Linked DNA regions of Homo sapiens: region 1 is linked to region 2. A link is an interaction called in ENCODE POLR2A ChIA-PET data of the cell type or tissue named here. Cell type or tissue: MCF 10A. All regions are shown on one strand. Each heading gives the region's core, and the rest is flanking DNA. Links, peaks and the distances in the headings are about the cores only. Region 1 has its middle 180 kb from the start of LINC03017. Region 2 has its middle 310 kb from the start of SEMA3D.

Region 1 (5,396 bases), core at 175-5,174, 160 kb after region 2:
TCGATATATTAGTGTTAATTCATTTGTCTCAGACTGTATGCCATTATTTTCCTTTATACTTCACTGGCTCCAGAAGATTTTTCTCTAAAACATTTTGTTAAACTTATCAGCTTTCTCTACAACAGCATCGATCAGCAAAACCACTGCCTTTTAGTCAATACCTTATACTTTCCACAATTAAAGCAGATACTCAACTTCTGATAAAATGAGACCTTAGTTCCAGCTGCAATGTGAACACCTGTGAGGCTGGGACTCTGGAAATCTGAGAGTCGTGCCCACACTTAATCATCATTTACACTTCTCATCTTTAGTGCTCAGCTGTGAAGGCCCAGCCAGTGACCTGTTGAAGGCTTTTCCAGTAAAACAGAGGAGACATAAACCAGGGCACATCAAATATGCTTAGCAAGAGCCGTCTCTCCAGCTGTCAGTGAGCCACGCCACACTGAAGATGCACAGTAGGAGGCTCTCCTATCGCTGACTTTTGACTAGTTAAGAGTGTTTGGTTAAACATTTTGAAAAGTGATAGGTGAATGGGGTCTTTAGTTGAAGTTATGGGTCAAATTCCAGGCTTGCAGTAGCACATAAGAGACAGAGAAAAATAAATTGCTGGGCTTTCAAGTCTCTAAAGACATAAAATACTTCATGGTAGGATTGAAGGCTAAGCTCTTTTTTATAAATCAACATAAGTAAAAATTATTGTTAAAAGAAAGTTAAAGCTACCAAAATTTATTGTCAGTAAAATACTGACAAAGAAAAATATAAAGAGATGGGTATCAAAGATAAAGTAGGATGTAAACCTGAGAGTAAAGGAAAACACCTTCCCTCTTACCTTATCTTAATGCCTTGAAACATGGTGCTTTATCTTAATACTGTCATCCTGTCCTTTTATTCATCATATGTATAAAGGTATCCAAAATAAAACAAAACACTTAAGAAAAAATGCTTTAAGTAGAAATATATTTATTTTATACTCACTTTTAGGAAAAAAATTGATAGGGGAGATTTGGCTATTATATACACATATTTCTTCTATATTTTTTATAGACACAATTTCTAGATTTTACTGGTACCTGTAAATGTAAAGTTAACATATATGTGGAAATATATGTTTACTTTTGTGTATGTATATCACCTATATTTATGGAAGGAAGTGATATTCACTTAATGTATTAATGACATAGTTTAGGTATTATTGAAGTATGAAAAAGATACCATCGTTAACTAAAGATTTATGCTTTCTTTTAGAAAGTTTAAAATGGTATTAAACATTGCTACATGAATCATTTATTCATGGATTAAGTAGATCTATTAATAAAAATGCCTTATAGGTTAATACAATTTACAGATGTAAATATTTTCACAAACTGAATCTCATTTGACCCTCTCAATGACATTTAACCTTCAGAAGGCTTGTAGTTATTATTTTCCCTAATTTAGAGTTGAAGATAAATGAATTTTATAATAGCTTAGATGATTAATAAGTGATGAAGTATCCAAATTCAGTTTTTCTGACTCACTAACCTGATATTTTGTCTAATGTATAATGCCACTTTTTGTTAAAAAGAGCATCATTTAAATATGTGATGTTCTGATACTTTGCAGTCAGCAAGTCTTCCATAAAATGTCACCTTAGGTTTGCAGTCAGTAAGGCTTGATGGATAAAACTGTTGTATCTTAAGAAGTAATTGACATCTTCCTAAGTATATAATAATAAATGTCCTATTATACTTCCTCTGACATTTTTGTGCAAATATATATATTGTTTAAATTTTAATTACTAATTAAAAATTATATATACATATTCACTGTGTACAACATGATGTTTTGAAATATGTATACATTGTAGAATGGCTAAATTGAGCTAATTAACATAGGTATTAGCTCATATAATTATCATATTTTACGATGAGATATTCAAATATATTTTCAGAATTCTGATAGTAAGGAACCAAAAGAGTAGAAAAGCAAGAGCTCATTCCGAAGAAATCTTTATTTTGAAACAAAATAACTTGCTTTTGTATTTTCACAAAAAAATATTTTGTCTTTATAGATTATTCACAGACTGGTAGGAAAAATAGCCCTACTTTTTTGGGGAGAGGCGGGGGCTAACTTTATGACTCAAGTGAAACCATTCAGAAACTATAACACGGTCCATATGCTTGGCTTTTTGAAGTCTGCTTAGTACTCCATTAGGGATTCTCAATTTGTACCTCTCAATCTGATTTCGATAAGATGCAGGTTCCCTTCAGCGAGGTGACCTGGTGCAAACACGCAATGGATTAATTCCATAATAAATTATGGGGGCAATAAAGCTTTCTAGACCAGTTTGCCTCTTAAGTAACAATCTTTTATGTCGCCTTATAAAACTGAACTTATGTTTTATTTGTAAGTCATTCTGGGCATAATAAACTGTTTGAATTTTGGGCACTTAGTTTTAGGGTGGAGCACATACTTTCCTGGTGCATTGTTTTATGATGGCTCTGGAGCTACTTATTAGTCAAAGCACCTGAAAGTTCCTTGAGGATACTAACATTTAGTCAAAATAACATCACACCTAAAGGTGCATGGAAATATGGACTTCATATAATTCTGAACTCCAGCTGTTTTTCATCTATTTCTGTTTCTATTTATTTTATATATAGAGAAAGCCCAACATTTGCCATCCAGTGTTGCATGAGATCACTTTGCTTCAGTTTTGTATGAAGTTATATTGCATAGAATATGCACTTATGCTTTTTATAAGATTGATTTTAGGGTGGGTAAGCTCCTTCAGGCAAATAAACAAAAATGTGAATTATTTCATCATATTCTGATGAACACTCCGGGTGGCAAACTGCCCAGAATACTAATTCTTGCTCTTCTTGTGAAAATTGTTTATTTGTTGTACTTCTTAATACCCTTTTTGTACCACTGCATATTGTTACCTTAATCACCAAAGGGTCTTTTATTTTGCTCAGTTTTGAATTTTCTGTGGCCAAATGTACCATGGATAGTAATCTCTGTTCTAGAAATTTATAAAAGCAAACCAATGAGAAAATTTAGTTCCTCTCCTATCTTCCCTATGTGGGTGGATTATTTTAAAAGAAATCTGGGTATATTGTGCTTAAATATCTTTTTTAATTTCCCAAATTAGTGGATCTGTTTCCCATATATTGAATCAGTAAATTTAGACATAATTTGGAAATTATTATAGAAAAGGTTAAATGCATTTAACACCTATGAACTCATGGCAGAAATAGCCTATTCATAGTGAATGAACCAACTTTATTCACAGATGAAGTGTGGAAAAAGAAAAAAGAAAGAAAGAGATTCACAGGCAGGCACGTTCAAATTCACGTCTACCACTCTAGACTTAGCTTCTCTTCTATCTGGGAAATGGAGAGTCAGTTAAAAACATCATCTTCTTTCCACATAGCATCTTTCATTGAAAATATTCAGTATAAAATGGCAGTTCTGTCCTCAAGGAATGAGCAGACTACTTTCTTTTGTGTGTTCTATCTCTCCAGCTTCATATAGTGTTTGTGAAGATGAAATAAAATTGTAAATCAAAATGCTTCAAAATTTATAATGCAATAGATAAATGGAAAGAATAAAGATATCGAGATGATATTAATTCAGGTCAACTTAATTCATTTAATTCAGATTCTTATTATTCACTGAATATATTACATTGCTATAGTTTCTGATAATGACCATAAGCAGAGACAAGTACATCACCTTACATCACAACCAAGGACAAGGGGGGATGCTAGGCCTGATCAAAGAAATAGCACTAATTAAGCATGTTCCATAGGCAGTAAGCTTTTTATGGGCCAAACCGTGTGGCTTTTAGGCTTTCACATTGGCTTCTCAGTGGTATAGTCTTTGTAAACTACCAGACTATGCACTAGTTTCCTAGGACTGCCATAACAAATTATTAATACAACAAACTGGGTAGCTTTAAACAATAGAAATTGATTTTCTCGCACTCCTGGAGGCTAGGTGTCTGCAATCAAAGTGTTGGTGGAGTCTTCTTCCCTCCAAAGGCTTTAAGAAAGAATGCTACCATGTCTCATTTAGTGTCTGGTGGTTGGCAGCAATTCTTGATGTCCCTTGGCTTGTGGCAGCTTAACTCCAATTTCTGCCTCTGGTCCTGACATAGCTATCTTACCCCTGTACGTCTGATTTGCCTGTGTCCAAAGTACCCTCTTTTTTTTTTTTTTTTCCTCTCTCTCCTTTTTTCCTTTATTCTCTTGTTCTTCTCTGTTCTTTTTTTTTTTTTTTTTTAATTATACTTTAAGTTTTAGGGTACATGTGCACATTGTGCAGGTTAGTTACATATGTATACATGTGCCGTGCTGGTGTGCTGCACCCACTAACTCGTCATCTAGCATTAGGTATATCTCCCAATGCTATCCCTCCCCCCTCCCCCCTCCCCACCACAGTCCCCAGAGTGTGATATTCCCCTTCCTGTGTCCATGTGATCTCATTGTTCAATTCCCACCTATGAGTGAGAATATGCGGTGTTTGGTTTTTTGTTCCTGCGATAGTTTACTGAGAATGATGGTTTCCAATTTCATCCATGTCCCTACAAAGGACATGAACTCATCATTTTTTATGGCTGTATAGTATTCCATGATGTATATGTGCCACATTTTCTTAATCCAGTCTATCATTGTTGGACATTTGGGTTGGTTCCAAGTCTTTGCTATTGTGCTATTCACAATAGTAAAGTACCCTCTTTTAAAGACAGCAGTCGTTGGACTTAGAGCCCAGACTGAGCCAGTATGATCTCATCTTACTTTGGTTACCTCTACAAAGATCCCATTTCCAAATAAGGTCACATTCATCGGTTCTGGTGTTTAGAACTTCAACATGTCTTTTTTTGGGTAACACAATTCAATGCACAAAGAAATTATAAAATTCAAAATTTGTATGTGTTTTTAGATGGGAAGCATCAATGTAGGCGATTTGAAGCCTGCTCTTAGAATTTAGGCCTTCCTTTAAGGAAAAAAAAAAAAAATCCTTCAAACAGTTTAGCCAGACATATTAGGTTTTCATCTGGGATTCATGATCCAGAGTAATAAAGATAATTCATGTGTAAGTCTTTGTCCTATGTATATCAGTTTTAATAGAAACATTATAAAATGACAAATACCCAGTTCATAATGGAACCAGGAGTAATCCTGTGTCCTGGCTGTCTGTGTTACAATTTTTTTCTTATTCTTCAAACTTGGTAAACCTCCAAATAGGGTATTGGAAGACAGACCAAACCAAAAAGTGATCTCCATTATTTTTATATTTCACGGGTTTTTAAAAATCATTTATTTATTTATTTTTAATAGAAATGAGGGTCTCATGATGTTGCCCAGGCTGGTCTGGAACTTTAGGGCTCGAGTGATTCTCCCGCTTCAGGC
Region 2 (5,396 bases), core at 267-5,266:
TGATCCTGAATTAATTTTTTAATATAGAAATTTCTATGAAAGGAAGGTAATAAATACTGCTAAAGAAATTGACCATGACATCATCACATATATCTGTTGTATTTAAATTTCAAGATTTCTTTTATAAATGGATTAAACACTATACTTTTTATATTGTTCCCAACATTTGGTCTTTGCTTGTGTATCACGCAATACATTGGGAATCTTCCAGGTGTGATTTTCATCACTTTAGCTTTTTCCTACTTCTGTGTTGCCCAAGTTACACCATTCAGCAGCAAGTAGCTGTAGTGTTAAGTTTTCATGTTAAGGCTTTCCTGGAATGTACTGAAATGTGTCCTTCAGCATGTCCAGTTTTAATACCTAACTCCTCACAAAGTGAGAATTTTGCAAAGCATCCTGAAGTCTCATGTATACTAGAATTTTAAATCTAATATTTTTGCTTATGTACATAAGATAAATTGAAGTTATTTTCTTTTTTTTCCAAAGCCAAACTGTATCCATCTTCATTAAAGATACTTTCCATAAACAATCATGGTATTTCAGGCAGGACGTGGGCAGACAGTCGTTAACAGTATACAGCAACTTTCAAACTCCCTTCTTCAATGGACTACCAAAAATCAGAAAGCCACTATAAAACTCAATGAAGTCTTCATCTGATGCTCTGAACAGGGAAAGTTTAGAGTGAGGGTTGACATTTCACATTTAGTGTGTTGTTTAACAACTTTTCATGAGCTGACCCTGACTTTCAGGAAGTGAAATGAAAATGGCAGAATTTATCTTAAAATCCACAATCTAGAAACGGGAACCAATGCTCTTTTGACAGGTGCCATCTCAGTGGCATCACTGGAAGTCCAGATTGGCTGACACACTGGTTACCAAGGATTGGGGGTCAGGTCCCAACAGATGGCTGGGTTTTAGGGAGTTAAGTCTCTGCTGAAAGATGGAAAGGGAGTGAGGACATAAAAATGAATTTGTTTTTCCATACCACAAGGCTTTTGTGCCAAGGTGAACGTGTGTGCAAAATCAGGGAATCTCTCCTCCTGGGAGCCAAAAAGAAGTCCCTCAAAACTAGAAGAGAAAGATGTTTTCCCTACATCAATCCAGCTTCAGAGACATTCTATTAGTTACATATGCCCCTTCCCCCTAAAATACCAATGAAGTGTTCTGTGTGCTAACAACATAGCTTAAAAAAAGTAAAACAAGATTCTGCATTTTTATAAAACTTGATCAGAATAGTATTTCAAACTGTACAGCCACCAGAAGTACACACTCAGTCAAAAAGGCACACACTCCACTTGGCATCTCCAGCACCTTCAGCTTTCTGTGCCTGGTCTGTTTTGGCATCTCTCTTTTCTGCAGGCTTATTCCCCTCCTTGCCTGCATCAGCTTTTCTTTTTTTCCCTTTGGGTACCTTCTCTGTCTTCTTTGCAGGGGCCTTTTTAGGCTCAGGCTCTGGCTTTGGAGGAGCAGGTTTAGTAGACAACCTCGCGGATCTTCTCTGTGGTTCATCCTTCACCTTGACTTTATGTCCTTCAGCCTTTCTCCTGGGCATGGTGGCGGCGACAGCGGCTGGACGTAGGCACTGGGCACGGGATGCAGTGGCGCGCGGGCTTTGGTCGGTCCGGGGGTGGTTCTCGCCTCTTCTTATTCACACTGTTCCTGGAGTTATTTTCAAGATATCAGAAAGCACCTTTAGATCAATTGTCACTTTATGCCTATGGCTGAATAGAACAAATTTAAATGTAAGGAACTTGGCTTGGCTCTATTAGCTCTGCAAAGGACACTGTCTATTTGATATAACCATGATGTCCATGAGAATGTGCCTCTCAGGTCTCTAGCTGCAGGGAGCTTAACTGTCCGAGGGCCTAGCAGCAGTGCTTTGAAATTCACATAGATTCTTGCGCTGATGGACAACCTCAGGCTACTCCCAAAGATTGAGTATGGCAGGATACCAACGCAGGCCTGTTCCTGGGAGATGCAGCTGTCCTCTGATGCACAGCTTTGGCTTGAGGACTCTTCATCTGCCTTGCCTAACTGCCTAACTTGCCTTAAGTATACATGGCAGTTTGAAATGCTGCCACACCAACTAAGTAAAATTTACCTCCCTCTTTTATTATTATTATTTTTTTTTTTAGCAGTATCATGGTTTAATGACTCTGTAAGCATCCCTTAGCTCTCTCCCCATTTTCTCTCACAGGTTTTTCCTCTGTGAGATTTCTTTCTCATTAAATTTTATTTTGGTGCCTGCTTCTCAGAGAATCTAGAGTAATATGACAACCAATTCTTGTATTCTGAAGTTTAACAAAAAACTCCATAAATGTGTAGACCGTTTATTTTTATCACAATAAAGTGCACTGTTGTTACAAAATATTTGAGTACATCAGAAATAATTTTATAAGTAATTTCAAATAATTAGGTGAATAGAGAAGCTATTATAAACTTAAAAAAGTACTCACTATATCTCGGTACCTAGAGATGTAGAGATAAAATATAGAGTTTATCTCCATATCACATCTATTAAAATTATCAATAGGAATAAATGACTTAACACTTTTAAATATTTTTGCAAGGTGATTACATTAGCATGTAATCCATAAGAGTTAAATATCAACTTATTTTATACTGAGAGTGTAAGGATAACCATATTTCAAATTTCAAGTTTGTAATGATATATTCATGTATTTTTCTTTTCCCACTAGAAATCTAGACTAACACTAGACTATAAATTCCCCATTACTCTTGATTTCCTTGAGGATACAGACCATGATTATTTTACTTTGCATTTCAAGTACTAGTAAAGACCAAATTCAGAGTAAGTGCATAATGAAAGTTCTCACACCTTCCTACTCAAATTTTTGTCCAGGGGCCAGGATTATTGGCATCACTGGAAAGTTATTGGAAATTCAGGATCTAAGATTACCTACAGGACTACTGGTTCCAAATTGGCACTTTATCAAGATCTCTAAATGGTTCATGTACACATTAAAGTGTAGGATGAAGTGATACAGAACCCTTGTCTAACCTTTCTATTTCTTCTTTCCTAAGATAATCTCGGCTTTAATCAAATAGTCTCCTCTGCCTCATAGCCATTTATTCTGGGAAAACATTTATTTAGAAGAGAAGCCATATTTGTCTAAACTGGTGATGGCATAATTCTGTTTGAAATAGACTTGTTTGGCCAGGCGTGGTGGCTCACTCCTGTAATTGCAGCAGTTTGGGAGGCTGAGGCGGGCAGATCACGAGGTCAGGAGATCGAGACCATCCTGGCTAACACGGTGAAACCCCATCTCTACTAAAACTACAAAAAATTAGCCGGGCGTGGTTGCGGGCACCCGTAGTCCCAGCTAATCGGGAGGCTGAGGCAGGAGAATGGTGTGAACCTGGGAGGCGGAGCTTGCAGTGAGCCGAGATCGCGCCATTGCACTCCAGCTCTGGGTGACAGAGCGAGACTCCGTCTCAAAAAAAAAAAAAAAAAAAAATTTGATTTGTTTATTCGTAAGTCGGTGAGTTAAAAGGGAAAATCTGCTGGAAGGAGAACTTCTGGCCAAGGTGTTATGATTTCAATAAGAATAAAAACCCTTTTCTTATCTCTGGATGTTGTTGTATATTGGACCTTTAAAAGACTCTCAAGAAGTATCTTAGCTTTTTTCTACTTGTCTGATAATGAAGCCCAAAGAAGAAGGAAGATGGAACCATGAAAAACAAAAGACAAATGGAAACAGAGCCCTGACCTATTGTAACTGTCGCCACATTGGTGGAATTCTTGTTATATGAGATAAAACAAAGAAACAAATTGAAACAAAGCAACAATACAAACTTACATGTTTAAGTAAACTAAAATTAAAACTATTCATTTTTTAAATTTTTTTTTAATGTTGCAGCTGTGGGGATTCTATCCCGTACAAGTTTTGAAATAATAAATGAATGACAGGAAATGAAAATACAAGTTCTGTTGCTGGGTAGGGAAAGAAAATAACCATCATTAGTTTTATAGTCATGGTTGCATATTTTTCTCTGCTCAAGTGTTTGTTTTATATTTATTTTTCTGTATTAAAATTCACCACAGTTCTTTTTCCTACAAATACATATTACTTCTAAATAAAATCAAATATTCTGTCATAAGAAAAAAAATTGAACATATTTATCATTGAAATGTTTGGACAATTCAATGAGAAAACAAAAGCAGTTAAGTTCGTTATTTATCTTAGAACAATGGCTATCCTAAATAATATTTTACTTTTTAACCAGAAATATTTATATCAGTTAAATAGTCTAAGAAGCCTTCTTTACTCATATAGATATGTGCCTCTTGAATTATCTTTATACATGGGTACAATGGTGAGATGAATTTCATGTACTTTTAAGAAGTAATATAGGATAGAATTTGAGACATTATCATCATTGTCGTTATTATTTTTATGTTAGTTGGCCTTTATTGTGTACATTTAACACTAGGCACTATTCTACATGCTTTACAAGGGTTAACATATTTAAACCTTACAACAGCTTTATGAGCCCGGTACACAACAATTATTGTCTCCATTTTTTGGATTAAGATGTCTTAACTTTGACACTGCTGATATTTTGGGCTGGATAATTATTTACTGTGGGAGGTGCTACTGTGTACTGTAGGATGTTTAGCAGCATTACTTGCCTCTGCCTTCTAGATGGGTTGAAAACCACTTTTACAGATTAGGAGAATCAAGCACTGAAAGTATGCAACCCAAATTTCCCATTAGGACTACTGCAGTCATTCCCTCAGCTGCTGTATGTTTTGGAGCCATCACATGAGTTTGTCCTTGGGAATTGTTTACATATGACCTATCACAGAGTTATACATATAATAAGTGGTAGAGTCAGGATCCAATCTCATGCTGGATCAGGTTTCCATGCTCTTAGCCATTATGCCATGTTGCCTGTCTTATACCTATCATTAATGGAAAGAAGACAGCAAGTGGAAATGAAAAGCTATTCGTTTTATTCTTGTCATTTCCTCTGCCTAAAATGCCTTGACTTCCCTACATGTGTTTGATTGATCCCATTCATTAACCTATCCTTGTCTCATCTATATATGCCAGTTGAGATTTCCTGTTATCTGTAGGCTGTTTTACCTACTACCAAGCCAAGCAGAATATCAGGATATCTTACTTCATAAATCAGGGAGGGTTAGAGATAGATGTAGCTGCTCCTTGCCTGAATGTCGATGCCCTGAATTTTGAAGTCTGTGATGTTTCACCCCAGATGAGAAATTTATCCGTTACCCTTTCCTTTAATTTCAAGAAGCTTCCCTTTCTCCTTCCTCTAAACAAAATGCTCATCTTCCCTATCTTTAAAGTTCACATACATAAACGTAAAATAAATGAACAGAAACACTAAAAATCTTTGAGTTTCCTTCT

What was found. Peaks named below come from ENCODE experiments on the same cell type or tissue, not always from the same donor. Only the 100,000 strongest peaks of a DNase experiment are listed, where the experiment ranks them.
Region 1: POLR2A ChIA-PET joins it to region 2 with 5 read pairs; 2 of 35 experiments call an interaction of 5 or more read pairs at or near these places.

The regions. Positions count from the first base shown.
Region 1 is chr7:84,709,958-84,715,353 of GRCh38, reverse strand. No RefSeq gene overlaps it. Among named protein-coding and RNA genes, the nearest start is that of LINC03017, 180 kb to the right of the region's middle. RefSeq lists a silencer at 297-479. In MCF 10A, for the core only: no CTCF peak of the experiment used is centred there; a DNase peak (open chromatin) is centred at 2,833.
Region 2 is chr7:84,872,817-84,878,212 of GRCh38, reverse strand. It overlaps the pseudogene HMGN2P11. Among named protein-coding and RNA genes, the nearest start is that of SEMA3D, 310 kb to the left of the region's middle. In MCF 10A, for the core only: no CTCF peak of the experiment used is centred there; no DNase peak of the experiment used is centred there.